Regions from separate parts of the Mus musculus genome. Here all the other regions are linked to region 2. A link is a loop called in an ENCODE intact Hi-C map of the cell type or tissue named here. Cell type or tissue: left cerebral cortex. All regions are shown on one strand.

Evidence for each region. A loop is a pair of places that touch in the nucleus more often than their neighbours do. Peaks named below come from ENCODE experiments on the same cell type or tissue, not always from the same donor. Only the 100,000 strongest peaks of a DNase experiment are listed, where the experiment ranks them.
Region 1: a loop joins it to region 2, with 2.0 times the contacts of the local background. A loop is called at or near these places in 2 of 42 quality-filtered maps.
Region 3: it touches region 2 in a loop (3-fold over the local background); 5 of 42 quality-filtered maps call a loop at or near these places.

Annotation. Positions count from the first base shown.
Region 1 is chr9:53,700,715-53,708,714 of GRCm38, reverse strand. Rab39 (RAB39, member RAS oncogene family) reads left to right here and starts at 2,483. Exons shown (of 2, transcript NM_175562.3): 1 at 2,483-2,826. The coding sequence starts at 2,600. In left cerebral cortex, a CTCF peak has its summit at 3,975 (motif pointing left); DNase peaks (open chromatin) are centred at 2,331 and 2,996; H3K4me3 peaks cover 1,667 bases.
Region 2 is chr9:53,821,841-53,829,840 of GRCm38, reverse strand. No RefSeq gene overlaps it. Among named protein-coding and RNA genes, the nearest start is that of Sln, 24 kb to the left of the region's middle. In left cerebral cortex, CTCF peaks have their summits at 322 (motif pointing left) and 4,369 (motif pointing right); DNase peaks (open chromatin) are centred at 297, 4,367, 4,885 and 5,124; H3K4me3 peaks cover 346 bases; H3K27ac peaks cover 315 bases.
Region 3 is chr9:53,663,973-53,671,972 of GRCm38, reverse strand. It overlaps Cul5 (cullin 5), which reads left to right and starts at 4,466. Exons shown (of 19, transcript NM_027807.4): 1 at 4,466-4,935. The coding sequence starts at 4,912. It overlaps Gm16124 (predicted gene 16124), which reads right to left and starts at 4,880. Exons shown (of 2, transcript NR_166653.1): 1 at 4,618-4,880. In left cerebral cortex, CTCF peaks have their summits at 1,961 (motif pointing left) and 4,391 (motif pointing right); DNase peaks (open chromatin) are centred at 1,961, 4,485 and 4,824; H3K4me3 peaks cover 2,069 bases; H3K27ac peaks cover 1,568 bases.

The sequences.
Region 1 (8,000 bases), 120 kb after region 2:
AAAAAGAAAGAAGAGTGAAAGGCATGCAGCTGAGAAGTAAATCAGAGCACTGGCCCCATCTCCTGGGTACCCAGCTTCAATACCCAGCACCTATATGTTAGTCCACATCCTGTTGTAAATCTGATGCTCCCTTCTGGGCATCTGCCTGCATCAAGCCCCCAAATGGTGCTCAGACATAATGCATTCAAAACACTCATATTCAAGAAGAGGAGGAATGGGGCTGGTAAGATGGCTCAGTGGGTAAGAGCACCCGACTGCCTCTTCCGAAGATCCAGAGTTCAAATCCCAGCAACCACATAGTGGCTCACAACCATCTGTAACGAGATCTGATTCCCTCTTCTGGAGTGTCTGAAGACAGCTACAGTGTACTTACATATAATAAATAAATAAATCTTAAAAAAAAAGAAGAGGAGGAAAAGAAGGAGGAAGATGAAAAGGTGGAAGACGAGGAGGAGGAGGTAGAGGAAGAAGAGGAGGAGGAGGAGAAAAAGAAAAACAGACAAAAAGGTTGCCATGCTCTCACAGAAAGAAATTATCTTTACCCAAAAATGCCACTCCTCTGTCTCAGAGGATAGAACCGTCACTTGGTTACCCTTAAACGGAGGGGTCCTGAGAGGTCAGAGGTGAGAATGATGAGAACAGGTAGGTTGAATCTGATAATTAGGGGGTCTCATGCACAGTTATCTGAAACAATTGTTTCATGAGAGTCTGCGGCATAGAAAGTGTATGAAGGTTTGTTAAAGATAGTCTTGTGGACAAGAAATGAGGGAGGAGGGCTCTTTTGAATACGTGAAAAGGAACAAGATGGTGGAAGCAAAGAAACATCACCGAGGGGGTTCTGATTAATTAGCTTTAGGACTGAGAACACTCAAATATGGTTGTAGGCAGAGGAGTAGAAACTAATAGTAGAGCCAGGTGGTGGTGGTGGTGGTGGTGCACTCTTTTAAGCCCAGCGCTAGGGATGCAGAGGCAGGCGGATCTTTGTGAGTTCGAGACCAATCTGGTTGACAACACTAGTTCTAGGATAGCCAGGGGTACATAAAAAACCCTGTCTCAACAAAACAAAAATAATAAATAAATAAACAGGAAGGAGGGAGGAAGAAAGAGGGGGAAGGAAGGAAGGAAGGAAAGTAGGAAGGAAGGAAGGAAGGAAGGAAGGAAGGAAGGAAGGAAGGAAGGAAGAACAATTGTAGAAGGGAGACAAGATACATACCACATAAAATAAAGATTGACTAATTGCAGACAGGGGCCTAAAGATGCATGGCAGAGGAAAGAAGAGTTCTCTGAAAGTCACGCTTCTTCCTCCAAAACAAAGAAAGGAATTAAGGATGAGTGTGATAGTTAGATGTTGCAAGAAAAGAATGAAATGGTTGGCAAGAAATTTGCACAGTCCTAGCTGTCCTGGAACTCACTCTGTAGACCAGGCTGGTCTTGAACTGAGAAATCCATCTGCCTCTGTCCTCTGTGTAGCTGACACAGAGAGTTACAGGATATAATCTTAAACTTCTGATCCTCGAGCCCCATGTGGTGGAATAATAACCGTGGGCCACCATATTTGTTTTATGCGGAGTTGGGGACTAAACCCAGGGTTTCATGTTGCTAGGCAACTCTACCACCTGGGGGCTACATCCCAGTCCAGAAGAGAACACAGTAAGGTCTCACCAACATTTAAATTACGCTTCGTTTATTAGGTCTTTGGTCATACGCAAGCAGAGGGCAGCTATAGACCGAGAATAATGATGACTCGTATGAGCTTCTCAACATTTTAAGTTTTTCCCAGGCTGAAGGGCCCCAACGAGCATAGGGCTAGAACCATCCTGAAAACGCTGTGGCAAACAGCAACAGGCAATCCTTAACAGAAACTATCAGAACTAGTTCTGCAAATTTGTTTTCTTCAGAGGAAACTGTCAACTGGAATCTTCTGAGAACCCGGACACCACGAATCCACATACAGAAGCCTGACTGACTTTCAAAACTAGGGTCTTAGTCTGAAGAGAGCCTTCGCAGATGCGTGAGAGAAAATGACTCTCACTTCCCATTGGCTGACCTTTCTGGAGTTTAGCCCTTGAGTACATTTTCATTGGTTGCTATTGCTGTCACATCCTTTCGCCACACCCATTCCTTGTCCATTTCCAGCAAGATCTGCACTAGAATACGCTAAGGTCGTCTAGAGTTCTGCTACTTCCCTATCCCCTCAGCCGACGCTCTCGCCGCGCCCCTCTAGTTAGAGGCCCCGCCCCCGCACGACCAATGACCCGCCTCTACAACGTCAGTTCCCTCCCCTTACAGCTGGGGCCCGGCCCCCTGCCCGACGCAGCTGCTCTGCAAGTTAGGTTCCCGCCCCCAACTCACGATCACACCCCTACCTACGGTCCCTTCCAAACTCGTGGCCCCGCCCTCACTCTCAAGCCCCACCCCAATCAGACCAAGTCCACGCCCCCTGCCCGCGGCCCCGCCCCTCCTTCCCCAGAGGGCGGCTACCAGGCGGCGGCCGCAGCCGCAGGAAGATGCTGGAAGCGGGCGGGCGCGCGCCGCGTAGGTGCTGAAGGGACAGTTCCTTAGGCAGAACTTGCTCCTGAGCGCACGGGGCACGTAGGCGATGGAGACTATTTGGATCTATCAGTTCCGCCTTATTGTGATCGGAGACTCCACGGTGGGCAAGTCGTGCCTTCTGCACCGCTTCACCCAGGGCCGCTTCCCAGGGCTGCACTCCCCCGCCTGCGACCCCACAGTCGGCGTGGACTTCTTCTCGCGCCTGCTGGAGATTGAGCCGGGCAAGAGGATCAAGCTGCAGCTCTGGGACACGGCGGGGCAGGAGCGCTTCAGGTAGGGAGGCACCCGCCACAGGCTCTCGAAAGTGCTAGCGCTCGGTGCTCGCTTCCCCTTCGCCCCTCCCCTTCCAGGGGCGACTTCCTCCTCCGCAGTTTCTTCTTTCTTTAGTGCGGATTTCCTGCGCCCCCTTTCTGTCTCCTTTCCTGTCCGAATCAGGGTCGCCGGTCTTTCCCAGCTCTGTCTGCTCCTCTTGGCCGTTTGGGTCCCTTTGGCTCCACCGCTGCCTTCTCCCCAAACTCGACTTCGCTCGCCGTTCACACACACCCTGCCTCAGCCACCCTCCTCCTAGCACCTCCTCCAAGCCTTGACCAAGCCTCTTTCAGGCCCGGGAAATATGCCAAGTGGGGTTCCCAGGTCTGTGAAAAATCTTTAGTTCTCAGCAAGCAGAATTCCAGACGGGGTTCCAGCCCTCGGAACGGTTCACAGAGAGATGCATGCGGTAATGGTTTAAACATCTGAAAGCACCGAGTGTGGTCATCAGAAAATTCTGGGCCATGACCCTCGGGAGTAGGTCTTGGAAAACAACTAAATGCAACATCGGAGTCACTGAGACAACTAAGGGTGTGTGTTTGCATTTATAGGGTGAAGTTTCCTTTAAAAGTTTGTCACCTTTGACGCTTTGGTGTGAAAAAGATAATACTGAGGGTTGTCTGCAACCCTTCCTTTATTTCACTGATGGATTCGTAACATTCTGTATGTGACAACAGAAGAAAGCACTTTTCTAAATGGGGAGAGAGTCAGTCTCAAGTAAATAGTCTCATTCTGGTTGTTTACTGGGGAACCTGAAAGATTGTATAAAGTCGACTGGCCTTACAGAAAAAAAGTAAATGAAACTGAATTCCTTGGATAGTTGAGATTAAATCACATTTAAAGCGTATTTCCAGTTTTTGAGATCGAAGAGTACTTTGTTCTAGAGCAAAGTAAGAAAGCTGATAATGTAGGGAATTGTTTCTTTAAAAATCATATGATCGGGGCTGATGAGATGGCTTAGTAGGTAGAGATGGCTTAGAGCGCACTGACTGTTCTTCATTCTGAAGGTCCTGAGTTCAAATCCCAGCAACCACATGGTGGCTCACAACCATCCCTAATGAGATCTGATGCCCTCTTCTGGTGTGTCTAAAGATGGCTACAGTGTATTTACATATAATAAAAAAAATAAATCTTTTTTTAAAAATCACATGATCAATTGGAACTCTTGTAGGCAAGCATTTTTATATCTCTCAACAAGTACTTTTGCTTGTGAAATAAAGAACTCCGTTAAGGAACTTAACAAATGTGGCTTGCCCTCATTCAGCCAGCATCCATTCCAAGAGAGTTCAGCCTACATGTGTAAAGTGTTCAACATTCAGAAGTTTGGCTTCTAGTCAGAGTGTGATAGGACAAGCCTTTAATCCCATCACTCGGGAGGCAGAGACAGGCAGATATCTCTGTGGTCTCAAAAAAAAAAAAAAAAAAAAAGTGAGCCGGGTGTGGTGGCAGACGCCTTTAATCCCAGCACTCGGGAGGCTGAGGCAGGTGGATTTCTGAGTTCAAGGCCAGCCTGGTGGTTTTGTTTGTTTGTTTGTTTTTTTATTTCCATTCCTGGGTCTGACAATGATTCCTCGGGTACACAGAGATAACAAGGGATGTGATGCATGGTAAGGCCAGCTTCCAGAGCGGTGCTAAAGGTCATGGACTGTTTAGAATTCCATGAAGACATTGTCGTTTCCTTTTCAGTTGGCCTCCTTTGATTGAAGCAGTTTTGGTTTTTTCTTTAAAACTTGTGCTCCATCTGTAAAATGAAGACATTTTTATGATTTCTAAGACTTCTTCCGGTTCAATCACTCGTGAAATCCTTTACTGAGTCTTCCATTTGTGATCTTAATCAGAGATGATCTTGGCGATATTTCAAGGTCCGGAGGGGGAGAAAAAGCATTTACTAAGAGCGTTTGCTTTACCCTTTAAAGATAGTAAAATCTTCCTCTGTCTATTTACTTAAAAGTAATTCCTCACCCTATCGACAGGAAGGTGAAGGATAATTAATTTGCTAGAATGTAAACCTTTGCTAATTGAGGGTTTTGTAATGGCTTTGAGAAGAATCTAAATAGCAATTCATTTTATGTATACATTATTAAAACCACCCAATAATGCAAGGACAGTTAGAGAACATTTATGATGAGTCATACTTTGCTTAGTTTGGCTCTTTACCAATGATATATTCATATAAATACATATTTCAGTAGCTACCTACAGTAGTTGCCTTTCTAGCATTTAGCAGAATGCCTCACCATAAAACGGTATTCAGAACAACTGATGTTAAGTCATCCCATGGCTTCTAGAAAACGAAGACATTTGCTTTGAATCGTGGATCTCCTTCAAGGGTACTTGAAGATATATGTCTGTCATTACAGTCGTAACCTGAGGAATTTGTGGGAAATATTATATTAGGTTTACTGGTGATTAGACATAAAGAAAAAAGGAACTTACCTTAGGGAGCTTATGAGATAGTTTGAAATATATTACAGAACAATGAAGTGATTATCAGATAATTATCACCATTAGTTTTACTTTATAGTATTTAAATTAGCATTCTGGTGGGTTTTAACTACCAGCATAACAAAGAAGGAACAAGATCAGGTGGGCATTGTGATACTTGCCTATCATTCAGAGATTGAAGTAGGAAGTTCATAAGTTCAAGGCCAGCCCAGGCTACACAACCAGACTTGGTCTCAAAAGAGAACATTACTGGGCATGGTGATGCAATCCTTTAGTCCCAGCACTTTGGAAGCAGAGGCAAACAAGTCTCTGACTTACAGGCCAGTCTTGTCTACACAGAGAGTTGCAGGCCAACCAAATGCTACATAGTGAGACTCTTTCTAAGAAAAATAGAAGAATAAAATCGGAGTATTGATTTGATTTGATTTGATTTGATGCAATACTTAGGTTTCCATGAAGAACCCTAGTTCAATAGAAAAAAAGGGCTGTTCTATGTCTAGGAAGTGGGAAAGGGGAGTTTAGAATTATGAATGTTACAGGGGAACTAGCCATCACCACCTTTTATAATTTCTAATATATTGGGGAAAATTGATCAGTAAAAGAAAAAAATGTGTTTAATGCAGTATTTGGTTTCTGTTTGTTTTGTTATTTGTTATTTTGTTTGTTTACTGTTATTGTTTTTATTCTCCCCCCCCCCCAGCCCTCTTTGTAGCTCTAGGAACTCATTATAGAGCAGGCTGGCCTTGAACTCAGCCAGCCAGCTGCCTTTGCTCCCCAGGGCTTGCATTAAAGGTGTGCACCATCACACCAAGGCAATACAGTGTTAATAAGTATACAGAGAGTGCTAAAATATGGAAAAGTATTAAGTAAAAGAATACAAATTTTGATTTTGTTTCCATAAAGTACATTTATGTACTATAAAGTACTAATGTTTATCATTCATGTGTTGACACTACCAGTCTCAACCAAATTCACCAGTGTAATTGGGAAGAGGTGTTGGGACTCAAAATATAGGGGTCTATAGAGTAAAACTATTGGGTCATTGGCTACACCATCCTTGGGAGGGATCAAGTCATTTCTCATGGAAGGGTCTGCAAGATGGCTCCATGGATAAAGATACAAACCTGACAACCTGTGTTTGGTTCCTGGGACCCACATGGTATAAAGAGAACATCGGCTCTTGTTACAAGTTGTCCTCTGACCTCAATGTGGATAATGAGGTGCCTTTCCCCATAAATAAATTCATGAAATAAAATTTTAAAAGAAAAATGTAGGATAGAAAGTTTTAAAAAGTAATTTCTCATGGAGCCTCAAATAGTTTCATGAAAATAAGTTCTTTCAACAGAGTGAGTCCAGCCCCTTCCAGCTTTCTGGCATCTTGTCTTGCTATGTGATGTCTTCCTCTCAAACATGCAGCCAGGAGGATATCACCTACCATGATGGGATGCAGCAGAGGTTGACCTCACAAAACCCAGTGTCATGCTGCTAGATGAACTGTTTTTCTTTATACTGTATCCAGTCTCAGATATCCTGTCACAGTAGCAGAAAGTGGTCTAATTTACAGGGTGAAAAACGCATAGTAGCAATATTGAATCCACACATGCATCATGAAACTTGTGAATTTCAAGCCAAATTTGGCCATTTTTTTTTCATATTGTTTGACCTTTTGGGACAATACAGTTATAGGCACTAATAATAATACTCCAGGAGTGATGCCTTCTTCCCTCACCTTCTTCCCTCAGTCCTCTCAAGGTGTGCTTGATCCCTAGTGATCCTTTTCAAAGGATGACTGAATAATCAAATGTGTCAGAAATCTCTATCACTTTAACATTCCTTTAAAGCCCCATATCAAAGCATCTAAGAAGCTGAGCAGTGGTGGCACATGCCTTTAATCCCAGCACTTGGGAGGCAGAAACAGGCGGATTTCTGAGTTTGAGACCAACCTGGTCTACAGAATGAGTTCCAGGATAGCCAGGGCTACACAGAGAAACCCTGTCTCAAAAATAAAATAAAATAAATATAAATAAACTAAATAAAGTATCTAAGAAGCCGGGCATAGCGGTGATCTAAACATCTGGGAGGCAGAGGCAGGACTGTAAGTTTGAAGCCAGCATAGGCTACCTCGCAAGACTTCGTCTCAAAATACTAAGGACTAAAGCTGTGGCTCAATGGCAAACTTTTTCTTTACCATTCCCAAGGCTCTAGGTTTGATCCTAGCACAGGAGCACAGGAAGAAGAAAGCTGCTAAGATTGCAGCAAAGAGATGTGTTTTGTTTTATTATTATTATTATTATTATTATTTATTAAATTATCCAATTTACTTGGGCTCTTTCAAAACATGCAATCAGGAATAACTGTTTACCAAGGAGTATAAAGAAGAAGCAGCTCTTTTTTCTTTTTTAAGATGGAAAGCAATAGCAAACCTACTAATGAGTTAGCTGACTAGTTAATTTAGCAAAAGGCTATAAGGGTCATTGAACTCCAGGTCTCCTCCTGCCTCCACTTCCTCAATGCATGCTGCTGTGCCCGCCTTTTTTTTTTTTTTTTTTTTAAACATGGGTGCTGTGGACCCAAATTTAGATCCTCTTGCTTGCAAAGGAAGCAGTTTACCCAGTGAGCCACTTCTGCACTCGCCCTTCCCAGTGTATCCTTTTTACAGGATACAGTAACATTTACAGGATGCAGATACACTC
Region 2 (8,000 bases):
CCCAGCTCCTCTGTGTCTGATGTGATATCTATCAGGGGAAGAGGGCGAAGGAGATGGCAAGCAGCTTCCTAAGAGCACAAATTCAGTCTCACTACCGGATATGGAAGCAAACATAAATACAATCTTATCTAATCTCTCCGTCTTGGGAGGGAACGGTACAGCCTGATCTGGGGAAACCGGGAGCCGCTGGAGACATACAGCCCTAATAATACACATGTTCTTTCTCCGGTTATTAAATATCAGCAAGGTAATGCCACGATTCAGCTGAACAAAGTCCCCGGAGGCTTTCGGTTATTTTCCAAAATTTTTGTCTCAATACTGCCACCAAGTGTTCAGTGCCCTCACTTCTCAAACCTCAGCTTAACTGTTAAAGGGAAAGCTGTTTAACCCTAGGAAAGACCAAGGGGGGGGGGGGCGGGGGGAGGTGTCTATAATGCATTTTTGAGTGGGGAAAGTAAAAAATATAAGTTCCAAAGCAGTATGTACTTTTGAATCCAAACACATGGGTTGAGTGTGTGTATATGTGCAAACTTTTTCATATGTGTGCATGCATAAAACAAAAGCGAAGCAAGCAAAATACCTAGCACAGAGCTGAGACTATGGTTCAGTAGAGCTCTCAACAAATATGTCATGAACCCCCAAGGCCTCATACCAAAAATAGACGGATGAATGGATGGGTGGATAGATATAGACAGACAGACGGACAGATACCAAGAAACAGTCACCAAGTAATTGGTGATCATTATCTCTAGTTGTGGGATTTAGGGATATTTTATTATTTCCTTGCTTCACCTCCCAACTTGCAAGAGTGCACTGGCCACAGATAGTGTTCTCATTTTCTAATGGAAAACACTACCTTAACCCTGGTGGCTTAAGACAGCCTAACCTCATTTTCCCACAGTTTGGGCAATTGCAAGTCGGAAACTGTTCTCACTGGACTTCCATGGCCTCTCCCTGTTCAAAACCAGCCAAAGCCAGCAGAGCCCTTTCCACCGGAGTTTTACCTATTCAAAATGATAATTTTAAGGAATCGCACCTCCTGGCTTCAGGTTGTTTCCAGAAGGCAGCAAGAAGTGTTTAGAAGGGAGGGTGCGGTTCAGAGCACCAGGTTCTCCTCCCGCAAGGGAAGACGCACATTTCCTCTTTTGTTTTGGTGTGGACTCCCAGTCCTCTGAGGGGAAGATCAAAGCCCATACCTCGCGACACTGTATGCTGTGCACCCTCAGACCAGGTAAGGGCCCATTCGGTCCAGCTTCTGCTCCGGTTTACAATTGCAGAAAGCCTCAGAGGAAGTCCTGCTGGGTAGAAGCTGAAAGGGACAGGACATATGAAGAGAATGCAGGTTCAGACTGAAGGAGTCTATAGCGTTAGGGGAAACCCCCAATGCCTGGGGTACAGCCAAGTGGAATAGCACTGGTCCAGTATGTGTGTCGTCCCCCCCCCCCCCAGAAGGAAGAGGGGGGAAAGCCACTGGGCAACTATGTAACCAATACCTCAGGAAAGACACAACCTGCTTCCTTATCCAGGAAAAGTTCCCCTATCCCTTCCCAAGAACTATTTCAACCCTGACTCTGATTTCTATTCCCATAGAGCTGTGTGTAAATGAACTAGGGAATCTTTCACGCGGGAGATTTTTGAGATTTATTTATAATCTATATGAATCAGTAATGTATTCCATTTTATTACTGAATGACATTCCATTTATAAAACTGTCTCATTTATCTATTTTCATGTAGGTGGACACTTGGGCTGCTTCTAACTTGGTGCTGTTGTGGTTAAACATTTCTTGTTAATCAAAGGCCAATGTACCGGCAACCACCATCATCTGCATGGGCCCAGGGAAATTGTGTCCTACCTTTAGCTCAGCATTAGGTAATGGCTATCAGCGGTCTGATGCTTATGAGAAAATCTTGCTTTGGTTTAGCTTTGCAGTGGTAGAAACAAGGAACTTTGTGCATGCTAAGCAAGTGTTCAACCACTGATCTACATCCTCACCTCCACGAACAAAATTTTTGAAGCACAGTCTGACCTATCATAATGTGAGGAAGTGGAAGAGTGCAATACGGATGGAGGGGAGTAGCCGTGTGCTGTGTCATTGTGCCTTCAGTAAACATTATGCATTTGTAATATGCAAATGTGATAGAGGGTTCACTTCCCTGTCCCGGGAAAAATGTGGTGACTAGGAAGGGAAGGGAGAGTCCAGGTGCCTATTTTTAGGGTGGTACTTGTAATCAAAATAGAGATAAGAAGTAAGCTACGGGCTGGAGAGATTGCTCAGTGGTTAAAAGCACTGACTGCTCTTCTGAAGGTCCTGAGTTCAAACCCCAGCAACCACATGGTGGCTCACAACCATTCGTAATGAGATCTGACTCCCTCTTCGGGAGTGCCTGAAGACAACTACAGTGTACTTACATACAATAAATAAATAAATCTAAAAAGAAGGAGGAGGAGGAGGAGGAGGAGGAGGAGGAGGAGGAGGAGGAGGAGGAGGAGGAGAAATAAGCTACTTCTGAGGAAACAAAGTGTGGGAGTCACTGAAGAGGAATCTTTGACACTAAGGAAATGAATATAAAGGTGTGTGTGTGTGTGTGTGTGTTGTTGTTGTTGTTGTTGTTGTTGTTGTTCTGGGAACCAAGCCCAAAGTTTTGTGTATGCTAGGTGAGTGAGTGTTCTACCCCTGGGCTTCATCCCCAGCCAATTCCTCAAGTAATGGAAAGAATTGGCTAGAGAAACCTTTCCATCAATTACAAAGTCCTTACTGCAGTCTGGACAATTAGTACGGGGCAGAAATTGGTTGTGCTGAAAGACAGAACACATAAAACTCACATGAAACTGGAAGACAATGCAACAGAATGTCTCTCATATCGTAAAGATAGGTAGGTAGATAGATAGATAGATAGATAGATAGATAGATAGATAGATAGATAGATAGATAGATGCAAAAAAAAAACACTAATAATTCCATTGATCCAAAAATTGAAGTTAAACCACCCTTGGCAGGAAATATTATTTCTATGGCAATAAAGCACAAATAATTATTCATTTTTACCAGAGGAGAAATTCCTGTCATAATGCTTTTAAAGAGAAACTACTATATTTTTCAAACTTGGTAGTTTGTTCTTAAGTGTAAGTTAGTCCGATAATGTGGAAATATTACCTTAATATTTAAGAAATTTGCAGAATTTTCCTTTTCTTTTTTTAATAAGGAAGGCACCAGGCAGCTGCCCTAAATAAACGTATCCCTTTGGGATAAGTTAGCTTAAAGTCATTAACAATGATCTCCACACCAGATCTTGATGTGGATATGGACAGACTTGCGCCCCTTGGAGAGATCTCTTCTGAACCTGTGTGTTGTCTTTATAACGCTCAGTAAGGTTGCATCCTAGGGCAGACTGGCGAGCTTGGCACAGAGGGGAGTGAGGACCGTTCTCTGTTGGAGAGCTGAGTATTTTATAATTGACTGCACTCCTAAAAACAGAATCCCTGGACAGCAAATGACATTTGTAATTCTGGGCAGTGAACCCTCAAATCACCCCTTGCTGTCAGAGTCTAGCGGACACCTTAAAAAAAAAAAAAAAAAAAGGTCTAAATTATACATAAAATAAAAGGTTAAGCTGCACAACTTTAAAGGTGGTGTACAACTAGAATTCCAGAGGATGAAGTAGGAGGCTCACAAGATCAGGGCCAGCCTGGGCTACATAACAAGACCCTGGGGCTTAGTCAACGGTTCACTAAATATTAGGGTCTACAAAATGCCCTGGCAAACTTCAGCGGGGTTAGATCGTTCCTTCTCTGGCAAAAGACTGGAGGAAACCTAAGCAGATCTATAGCTGCGCAATCTCAACCCAGAAAGCAACGGCGTTGTCCTCTGTGGAAGGCTTTTCCATGGTGATATGGCATCCTGGGGAGTGACTTGCCAAGCCGGAGGTGCAGAGATATGACAAAAAACCCTCTGGAGTTTGCAAAGGTTCAGGGGAAGATGGGTGCCCCTATGGAGAACTCTTTACGCATGAAGTCCATGAATTCTGGACTAATTCGTTAGTAGATGCTATAGAAACATGCCCCTGTTTTAAGGAGTGGTTTATATTTAATACTCTGGGCTTCCTTTATTTTTGGATCCTCTCCTCTGCTGTTGACACCAAAATAACTGGTAATCTCAAGATAACAAGGGAGGTGACAAGACTGTGAGACTTGAGATAACCGAGGTGTGTGGAAGGGATGTGATGCCAAAACAGGAGGCCGGGCTGCCGCACTCAGGGCGCAGTAGCTCCAAATATCCCCAAAGGGGCAGAGCCTTGCAGCGCTCTGCTCTTCCTGGGTATTTACTTATTCCTCGCTTGCCACGGAATTGACTGGGACAAGTTGTCTTACCCCACATTTACCAGCAGGGGGCAGAGTCAGGATTGCGTAGTCTTTAGACTGGACTTTGCACTCGAGGGGGCCAGAGAACCAGAAGAGAGCTCTAGTGGAAACCTGAATTCAGTCTGTGAACTCCAGCTCACTCCTTTATTTTAAATCTTTCCAGGAGAAAGTCACGGGATTTTTAATACAGTAGCACATATGTGATTAGGTCTGGCATTTTCAATAGCTACCAAGGTTCATGAGAAGAGCCGAAATCCAAAGCTCAGAGCTCTGTGTATATATATATGTATGTGTGGGGTGCATGTATGTATTCGTGTATGCTTATGTGAGGCAAATGCACAGGCGCATGTGTGCATAAACCAGAGGTTGATATCCAGTGTCTTCCTCCTTTGCTGTCTACTTTATTCCCTGAAGCAGGGACTCTCACTGAGCCTGGAGCTGACACGTCAGCTAGCTAGCCAGCTTGTCGTGAGGTTCGTGTCTCCATCTCTGCTTCCCTGAGTTACACGTGGGCCATCCTTCTCACCCAGCTTTTACATGGTTGCTGGGATCCAAACTCACACTTATGGCAAGACCTTTACCACTCCGAACTGTCTCCCAGGTCTCAGAGTCAGAGCTTGATTCTCAGGTTCTTAGGGGTTAAGATTATTCTTTAGCAGGTTCAGCTCCTACCAAGCCTAGCACTCTCAAACGGTTGTATGTGGACACTATTTAACTGAGATGCAGTGAATTTAGCGCTCGAGTTCAAATTCCCTTCTTTCTAATGAGACATCTGTGTATCTAAATAAGGACAACCCCCCCCCCCCCATACACACACAACTCCCCCGGCAGTACGGAGAGTCAAAAACAGGGCCTTGCACATGCTAGGCAATCTTTCTACCACTGAGCTGTGCCTCTACCCACAAGATTTTGGGGTGTTTTTGCTTGTCTGTTTCGAGAAACAGACTATGTGCCTCAGACTCCCAAGTGTGAGGCAGGGTTTCACTGTGTAGCCCTGGCTATCCTGGAACTCACTCTATAGAACAGGCTGACTTGAACTCAGAGATCTGTGTGCCTCTGCCTCCTGAATACTGGGACTAAAGGCCTGTGCCACCACAGGCTAGCTAATGATGTATATATGTCTGTGTGTGTGTGTGTGTGTGTGTGTGTGTGTGTGTGTGTGTGTGTGTATATATTTTTTAATGTTACAAAACAAAAACAAGACATCACCATCTGGTCACCCTTTTTACTTTATCCCCACGTTGATGGCTTTACTATTTCAACAATGATAGACAGTGCAAGAGTTCTAATTTTGCTGTGTCAGGACATCATGGTGGATAAAAACACAGGCTGGGGACTGAGGAGAGAAAGGCCTAAGCTTGGCCGACTTGTTTTACTTCTTTAAGCCTTATGACAGAAGGATACATAGAAATGCCTCTTCTCCCCATCCAAGCACATAGTAGGACTTACATTCTATATCCCTATTAAACTTGGACTGCATGTTTGATGGCCTTTGGTCAGCAGAAGGTAAAAAGTGCAATGTGTCCGTCCTGGGTGGTATGTAGGAACCAGGGTGGAGTTTTCATGCTTCCTTATTGTATCCCGTGGCAACTGCACCGGCCTATGTTCCAGAGAGAGGATAACTTGAGGCAGGCTCACGATGGGATGACAGCGGGGCCAAAACTTAAGTCAGTAATATTTTAAAATAATAGGGTATTTGGAATTGTTTGTTAGGGTAGTGGGGCCTGATCTGGATGACTGGTTATAGCCTCAGCTTCCTCATTTGTCATTATCCCTAATATCCTTAAGAAATTGTAAAGCTTAAAAAATACATGTTCTAAAAGACTTAGTGCAGTGCCAGGCACATGTGACTTCTGCAGGAATAGAAACTATGAGAGGATTGGGGATGTTGCCCAGCTGGAAGAGTGCCTGTCTTGTATTCATGAAGCCCAGGGTTAAATTCTCAGCACCCCATAAAACCAGGTATGGTTGCCCACAGTGCCTCATCATAGCATTTGGGAAGTGGAGACAGTATCAAGGTAATTCTCCAGAACACAGCAAGTTCAAGGTCAGCCTGAGATGCATGAGACTCCATATTGCTAAACACTGGGAAGGAAAATATCTCAGCCCACTCAAATTTTTTTTTATTTTTTAAGACAAGGACTGTGTTATGAACTTGGTAGAATCTAGAATTGTCTGGGAGCCTCCTGACTTGATTGCATTGATTGAGATGGAAGATCCATCCACTGTGGGTGGTGCCATTCCCCTGGCTGGGACCTTGGACTATTGAACTAGAGAAAGGAGCCGGGGAGCTGCAAGCATTCATCCCTCTCTGCTTCCTGACTGTCAATGATGTGACAGTTGCTTCATGCTCCCACCACCTTGTCTTCTCTGCCATGACAGTCTGTACCCATGAGCCATGAGAATACACTCTTTCTCCTGTAAATGACTTTTGCCATGGTATTATATCACAGCAATATGAAAAGAAACAAAGACAAGATCTTACAATTCATCTATCCCAGGCTGGCTCCAAACTCACATTCCTTGTGCCTCAGCGTCCCTAGAACTGGGATTCCGTGTGTGCAGGGCCACACTCAGATTTCATCGGGTTTCAATGAAAGAACAACTCTCCTGCCCCTCAAGCTGCCTGTAAAATGTTTTATCTCTGCTTAGATTCACAGATTCTCACATCCAAAAATTGTTATTTCACCAGCATATGTCAACACCTACAGTGGTCACAATTTCCCTTCTACTGTTTCACAAAAGCATATATTTTATTCTAATAATAAGAAATAGAACCTACTAAACTAGGATTTGCTTTTTCCAAACTAGAATAGCAAGTGTCTCCTTACTGAGCAGTTTCTAAAATTCTTTATTCTGCCCTATTTAAGCTGATGCTGAGACTGAACCGTCTTTGGAGAGATTAATGTATGCTTAATGGGTGCTGTCATCAGACAATGTCCTGAACAATGAATCACCCTTTAGTTTCCTAAGTCATAGAATTATTACCATGTAGCCAAATTAAAGCTAGTCTTTCACAAGTTGAAGACGGGATGGAACAGGGGAAAAGCAAGGGAGCCAATAAATACAGTGTTTATGTTGAACCTGCTTTGTCATTGTTGTTGGGGGGGGGGTGTGTTTGTCTGATGGGGGGGCTGAAGCTTTAATTTGCTACCTATGTTAAGTATTAAAAGAGCTTGTTCCTAGTTTCCTCACCACATTTGACATAGCCCCAGGCATGCCTCGGTCCATCCTAGCTGTTATAACAAGATGTTATCCAGGACTGGGTGGTTTAAAACAACAGAAGTTGATTTTTCACAGTTGCAGAGACTAAGTGTCTATGGACTGCGTGTCTGATGAGAGCCTGCTTCCTGGTATTTAAGCAGCCAGTTTCTCACTATCTCTCACCAGGCATATGGAGGAAGGCAACTCTCTGAAGTCTTTTATAAAGGCACCAGTCCCATCCAGGACTCTGCCCTCAAGCCTTCTAAGACCTCCAAACACCACCAGGGATTGGGTTTCAAACATTCCAGCTGCTGTAGACACCATCTCTACCCACAGGTCTTATCATTATAATTAAGAGGATAACAAATGCACTTGAATTCCTAATTAGATGAATTAACAATACAAAACAGAAGGTAGACCTCCAGTTCAGCATC
Region 3 (8,000 bases), 160 kb after region 2:
AAAGCTACTGTGACAGTGGCTTTTATAGACCAGGCTAGTAGAGATATCAGGAAAAATATTCAGAGGCTAGAAAGACAGGATAAGCCATTGAGGAATTTAGTGTAGGTTGCTGAGAAAGTTTACCATTACAGGGTAACAGAAAGAGAAGGAGCAGAGAAAGAGAAAGAAAGAAAAGTGACAGGGTAGGAATCTACAGAAAGTCTGGGCTACAGTAGTTAGGGAAAACAGAGAAGAGAGACTCCAACCAGAGAGAGACAGAAAATCCCTTAAAAATGACCAGTGCACATACTGCAAAGAGAGAGGCTGCTGGGCTCAAGAGTGCGCTAACAAACAGAAGCTGGGAGCAGGAAGTCCCAGGCCTTGGGAAAAGCACCCCCAAAAGGCAAAGGTCTTAGCCCTGGATAAAGACAGTGATTAGGGGAGACAGGGCTTGGACCCCCTCTCAAAAAACCCAGGGTAACTCTGGGAGTAGAGAGGAAACCCACTCAATCCTTGGTGGACACAGGGCTCAACACTTGGTCCTCCAAGCTGATGGCCATTTCCAAGAAGAGAGCTTGGGTACAAGGAGCCACTGGCACCAAAATATATTCATGGACTACCCGAAGAACAGTGGACCTAGGGATGGGCCGGGTATCCCATTCTTTTAGGGTTGCCCCAGACCGTCCCTACACTCTGTTGGGACATAATCTCCAAAATGGGGGCCCACATACACTCCCTGCTGGTCCAAAAGGAGAGACCTCTCAAACTGATGCCTGCTGAAAGCTGAGGCTACCTGGTTTATAGATGGGAGCAATTTTCTCCATGAAGGTCAGAGACAAGCAGGTACTGCTGTGGTGGATGGCACAAAAGTCATCTGGGCAGAACCTCTACCTCCACCCATTCCCCTGCACCTCTATCCCATGGCACATGGACACAGAAAGTGGAGCTAATTGCCCTCACCAAGGCCTTGGAACTTGGAGCCAGCAAGAAAATTAACATCCATGTGGATAGCAGATATGCCTTTGCTACAGCCCACGTCCACAGAACTCTCCCTGTAGACCAGGTTCTCCTCGAACCTTGCCTCTGTCTCCCAAGTGCTGGGATTAAAAGTGTGTGCTACCACTGCCCAGTCCTTAATAAGGATCTTAATGTTACACTGAGAAATGATATGCATTCCTTGGTGCACAGTGGCATGACTGTTGGGAATGTAAACAACTAATTTTAGGATTGAGCTTCTAGTCTGTTCCACAAAGAAAATTTACACACAGTGCTGTAACAAAGGACAAAATGCCAGTGGCTGGGAAGGTCTTAGGCCTCAGTGGAGAAGCAACTGCTACTGCACTGTTAAATGAGTATGATGTGCCTAGTAAATTGCCTTTTTTTTTTTTGGTTTGTTTTCAAGACAGGGTTTCTCTCTATAGCCCTGGCTGTCCTGGAACTCACTTTGTAGACCAGGCTGGCCTCCAACTCAGAAATCCGCCTGCCTCCGCCTCCCAAGTGCTGGGATTAAAGGCGTGCGCCACCACGCCCAGCTGTAAATTGCCTTTTAAACATTTGTGATTATACACATAATTACTGCAGCTGTCAGCCTAGTTTGTCGTGGAGGGATTTCCTTTCCTGCAGTGTACTGCAGAGACTCGTTAACCACTTAGCTAACCTCCTGAGAATTAACTGTGGCTGTGGCAGAGTGGCCCGGTGTTCAGCTTCCCATGGAAAAAAATAACTGGGTACCTACAATTACCACCCGTGCCTCCCAATAAGCTCAGAAAGCATCATAGAAGTAAGGATGGAAAGAATATAAGCCAAAGGGAGGGGTGGCAGGTTGTGTGGCTACTCCTTGATTGAAACATTTCTTCCTAAAAGGAGGATGGAGGCTAATGAGACTCAAGATGCCGAGGTTAAAGTTCAAAGCTTAGAAACTGTATTGGCTGGTGTTCTCCGTTTGTAAAGAAAGTCTGCCCCCAGCTGGCTCTGATTGGTAATAAAGACTTGCCTTACAATGGCTGGGCCAATGGAGAGAGGGCAGGACCTGGAGAATTGCAAGGGCTAGATAACCAGACTAGAGGAAGAGAGGAAGGACTGGATATAAGAACAGCAAGAGAGCAAGGCCAAACAGCTTTGCCTTGTTCGTACAAGAAGTTGGGTAAGTGGCCACTGGCTACCCGGGAAGCATGGGAAGGTTTAGGAGTCTCAGGAGTACCAGACGGGAGTGTTTACTAGCAGGGGAAAGTTTAGGAGTGCCCAATCTTTGAGCTAGTCATGGCATGTCAAAATTAACATACTTACATGTGTGTTGTGTGTATGTGTATCTCTCTGTGTATATGTATGTGAGTACAGAGTCCCTCGGAGGCCGGAAGCATTAGATCCCCCACAGAACTGGATCTTTCCAGACAGCCGGTATATTTTTTTACCCGAGTCATCTCTCTGGACTATTCTCCCTTCTATTTTTGCATCCTTGGCTTTTTTTTTCTTCTTCACTGTTCTTTTCACAATGTTTAATTAATACTTAAGGTTTCTGCCATGAGTGATAAATTCCAGCATTCAGTAATTAATCTATTAAAATGTATGGAATCAGCTGAGGTGGTGGCAAACTCTAATCCCAGCACTCAGGAGACAGAGGCAGGCAGATCTCCGAGTTCAAGGCCATCCTGTTTAAAGAGCGAGTTCCAGGAGAGTCAGAGCTACACAGAGAAATCTTTCTGTTGTGAAAAACAACAGAACAAAACCAAAAATGAATAGAATCATGTCTTGTTTGTTTGTTTGTTTTGTGTTTTTTGAGGCAGGGTTTCTCTGTGTAGCCCTGGCTGGCCTTGAACTCAGAAATCCACCTGCCTCTGCCTCCCAAGTGCTGGGATTAAAGGCGAGCGGCACCACACCCGGTTTTGTCATTTTTATTTTTTTAATGGACTATGATACCCTTTTTATTTTATTTTATTTTTAATGTATGTGAGTATACTGGGCCATCTCTCTAGCCTTTACATTTAATTTTTGCCATAGCACTATGCTATAGATGTTTTAATACTAATTTCACAAACAAGATAACTAAGGCCCATTGTGAAGTAGCAGATTTTTTTTTTAAGATTTATTTATTTTATGCATATGGGTACGCTGTAGCCGTCTTCAGACACACCAGAAGAGGGCATTGGATCCCATTACAGATGGTTGTGAGCCACCATGTGGTTGCTGGGAATTGAACTGAGGACCTATGGAAGAGCAGTCAGTGCTCTTAACCACTGAGCTATCTCTTCAGTCCTAAAGTAGCAAATCTTAACTCACTTTAAGTGCTATATTGTTTAGATAGGGGTCTCACTTTATAGCTCTAATTGGCCTGGAACTTAAGAGTGTGCTAGGATTAAAGGCATGCTCCACCACACCCAGCACGAAGCAGATATAAAGAACTCTTGGCCTTTTCCGAGGGAGGCGTATACCTATAATCCCACCAGTCACTCTGGAGGCAGAGGCAGGCAGAACTCTAGAGTTCTAGGTCAACTTGGTCTACATACAGAATTCCTGGCCATCCAAGAATACATAGAAAGTCTTCTTTAAACATAGCTACCTGGAATGCTTGGGGCAAAAGGAGTTTTCAGGCATAATATATGAAATAAAATCCTTCAGAGTGGAGCCTGAAAGTCTGCTTTTCTAAGTAGCACCCCAGGTTATATTAATATAAAGAATGCACTAGCAACGTTTGAGAAACTTTTGTTTTCTTGGGTTTTTTGACCTAGCTGTTCTGAAACTTGCTCTGTAGACCAGGCTGTCCCCAATCTTACGGAGATCCTCTTGCCTCTGCTTTGAGTACTGAGACTAAAATTGTTGGACAGTGAGAGATGAGTTTCAAAGAAACAAATTTGATACCAGGTGGTGGTTTCCCACACCTTTAATCCCAACACTTGGGAGGCAGAGGCACCTACCTCCACTCTCCGAGTTCAAGACCAGCCTGGTCTACAGATGGCGTTTCAGTACAGCCAGGGCTACATAGAGAAACTGTCAAAAACCAATCCAACCAACCAACCAAGCAACTAAAACCCCCAAAGGGTAGTATTAGGAACTTGCATAATGCATTAAATAACAGCTAACCTGAGAGATCCCTGTATAAATTACATTCTCTTCCCTTGATCAGAGATTCGTGATCAGAAGCGATGCAATTTGGAGAAAATACTATAGGGTGCTCTAGGATATGTCTTAAGGAACCCAAGATTAACAATCACTTCTTGAACAAGCAGGGTTTTTTTTTTTGTTTATAGGAATAACAGTACGTTTGTGCATCATTTATTAATTGACTGGGCGCCTTCTCTCAGTCAGCATTTCCTGAGGACAGCAGTAAGAAGCCTTCCAGGCTAATCTAATCCTGAGCTCTGAATAGCCATTCCGATCTGGGGCGAGCGCGTGAGGGCTGCGCCGGCTCCAGCCAGCAGAGGGCGCGCTCGCACCCTCCGCGCGGGCCTCGGGACCCAGTGGCTTGCTGTCGCCTGGGTTGCTCCCGAGCACGCCCCCGCCCGCCGCGTCACGTGACGCCGCCACGGACCCTGAGGTGCGGGCCCTAAGCCGAGATAAAGTCGTTGCCGGCGGCCCAAGCGGGTGCAAGCCCAGCGGCAGAAGCGAAGGCGAGCTGGGGAGGCCCGAGGAAGTGGCTACTACCTCTTCCCGGTCTGGTCGGCTCCCGGTCCCTTCCCACCATTCGCCGCTCGCGTCTCCTCAAGCGTTTGCATGCGCTCTCTCGCGTGGGCAGGCCGGGGTGACCATGTAGCTGGAAAGCCCGAGGAAGCACGGCTGCCCGGGACGAGCTCGGCGCTGACGGCACGCCGCTCCGGCGTCCCCCGCATCCCCCGCCGCGGCCTGCGGGGTCCTGCTGGGAACCCCGGCCTCTCGAGGAGGCCTGGCCCCGAGCGCCGCCAAGTCTCGCCCCGTCTCGCGAGAGTCCAAGTTGAGAACATGGCGACGTCTAATCTGTTAAAGGTAAGTCCCCCCGGCTGCAGCCGGGCTTTTGCCCGGCCATCGATGCGCTCGGCTCCCGGGGAAGGACCGGGCTCCGTGGGAGCGGCAAGATGTGTATGAGGAGAGCGGTTCGGGGTTGTCCACCGGAATGAGCCGGGGTGGCTGTTGCCCGAGCACCCCGACGCCGGGCCCTGGCCTCGGGGGTCCAGAGGACCTGGTGGGTTCCTCCCGCCGGCTCACCGACTCGCAGCGATGCTTTCAAGGGACCAACCCCGGCTGGGAGCGAGAGCAGTGTCGCTGGGCCGCACCAACCCATCATTGTGACTCTTGGGGCCCGTCCCTTCTGAATGGAGTGTCAAAGACATAATAGGGGAAAAAAATCCCAGCAAAATGCTGCCTAGCAGGTTTCAATGGCTGGTCCCCCCATGCTCCCCCAACCCCATTCCTTAATTTCTGTTCGCACTCTGCAGGAACTGTGAGTTAGACAGCAGTGCCTGCCTGCCACTTCACCTCTTTCCTCCCTTCTCTGAATGTCACACCTTCCCACCAGTTCTCTCACGCCTGGCCGTCTATTTCCACCTTTTCTCTGTCCCTTGAGGAACTGTCTCCCAATCCTGACCTCCCTTATAGGACATCGATGGCACCCGATCAAGTGCTGCTGTCCATCCTTTTAGGGTGTAGAAAAGTTTTCATTTAAAGAAAGCATTGAAAAGTTGTAAATGCCAGGAGAGTCCCAGGGCGAGCAGGTTATGTAGAATCATCTCTAAAAAAATGAGGATTGAGGAAGACAATTGAGGCGAGTTTGTGTTTTTTAGTAAGAATTCTGACCTGAACTTACTAACTGAAATATGGGACTAGTGATTACCTGAGGGGACATAAACACTATGTTCGCAGGCTGTGTGAATTAATAATAATAATAATAGATAATAATAGATAATGCTCCCTCCCCCCTAAAAAAGGGTCTCATTGGACCCGTCTTGCCAGAACTTGCTGTGTAACCTAGCTGGCCTTGAAGTCACAGAAATCCATTGTCTACACTGAGGCTGAGGGGAATGAAAAGGCCTACCTGACCCAGCTAGGAGTAAAGATAACTAGGATGATTTTTAAAGCTCTGCATTCCAATATGGTAGCACATACCTTTAGTCCCAACGCTCTTTTTTTTTTTTTTTTAAGATTTATTTAAGTATATGAGTACACTGTAGCTGTACAGATGGTTGTGAGCCACCATGTGGTTGCTGGGATTTGATCTCAGGACCTAGGAAGAGCAGTTAGTGCTCTTAACCACTGAGCCATCTCACCAGCCCTAGTCCCAACATTTTTGAAGCTGAGGCAGGCTGATCTCTGAATCCAGGCCAGTCAGGGCTGTCATTAGAGCCTGACTCAAAGCAAGAGAGAAAAAGAAGTACTGTAACTTCATGACAATATACTGGAAAGACCAGTAACCAACTGAGTGAAGTCAGATGCCAGAAATAGGAATTTTCAAAAAGATCTTTGTAGCTTTACCTGATCTTGGTACTCACTGTGTAGACCAGGCTGCTCTTGAACTTAAGAGAGGATTCTGGGTGTTCCCCACAAGGCCTGGCTGATAGTCTGATTTTCTATAGCTAGTACTGTTGTAATATGAAGGACATAATAAACAGACATTTGATTCTGTTATCTCTACATTGTCAAACATTTACCTATTTTAGTTGTTGGAACTTTTGGGGAGAGGGATTCCAAATACTCATATTTTGAAAAGTACTAATCATAAAATGGGGAGACTGAAGTTTGTCTTTGGAATATGTGAGGACCAGCCAGGGTCTGTCTATGATTTAATATATGGGATTATTAAATTCAGGGCTGTTACTACCTTGAGTAGCTATAGAGCTTACTGGGGAGTGGCCAAATTAGCATATTTTTTGTTGGACTAGTATATTGGCTTATTTGAGAAATGCCTTGGACTTATGCAAGTAGATTTTACCAAAGAGAGAATTAGCATGTCCATCGGTCAGACAAGAGTAGTGTGAGTCAGTCCCAGATCTACCAGCTGTACCTGACACATGCTGAATAATGAGCCCGAGCCCCTTCAGGGGGAAAATCTCAGCTTGCTTGTGACTTCCAGAAAGGTGGTTTTTTTGTTTTGTCTCATTTGTTTGGGGTTAGGTTGTTTTGTTTTTATAGTTGACAGAATTCAGAGAAATAACTACTAGTACATTTGAGAAAATAAGATTAGAAACTTTATGAAATTTCTAAGAATCTGATGCAATAAGATCTGCTTTTATATTGGCATTTTATTTTATTTGGGATCATGTTTTCTGGTTAGATCAAGTGAACTGTCAATTGGATTTTGGCAATTTTTTGAGTATGTAGTGCATATTTGACAATACAGTTTGCAACTGGTTGAATCTTCTGACTCCGTTTCATGTGGGACCTATCCCTGTTTTCCTTACACAGTCTAGCTGTAGAACATTTCATCACAGCCCCGTTTCATCTCCTACTTTGGATTACTTGATACTTAATTCTGCCTGTTCTTTTTCTTTTGTAGTTGTCATCTGAGCCCAGAGTGCTCATTCTCTTCAGTTTCAGTTGGTTCTTCTACTCCAAACAGCAATTGTTCAAATGTTTTCACTCCTCTTAGTTCCTAACACTAACCAGCAGTGTTCATTTATTTCCCTTGGCCACTACCATGGGTCTTTCTGATTTCCCCATATTACCACAGCTCTTTTTCAGGTTGCCCTCCACCTGTTTTGTTGAGCCTGCAGTGTCCTTCTGGACTTGGTGGCATGTCTCCCTCCTGCTGCTCTTTTCTTTTCCCCTATGTAACTATAAGAAGGCTTGTATCTCTTGTGTCTCTTGTATAAGCCTGTAAGACTTTGCCCGTGGGCCCTTTGTAGCCCTCTTTTCCCTTAATTGGCCCATTCAGTTACCTTGAAGCTGTCGGATGTAAGAGCCTGAACAGTAGGGATATCCTGATTGCCAAACCAGATTCTTGTTGATAAGCTTCATCCTCTTGTCTGGTATTACTTCTCATTCTCTGCTGTTTCTCTCTTTTTTGTGTGATTTTTTTTTCTCCTTATTTTTACTGTCTTCCACAATCACTTGTTTTT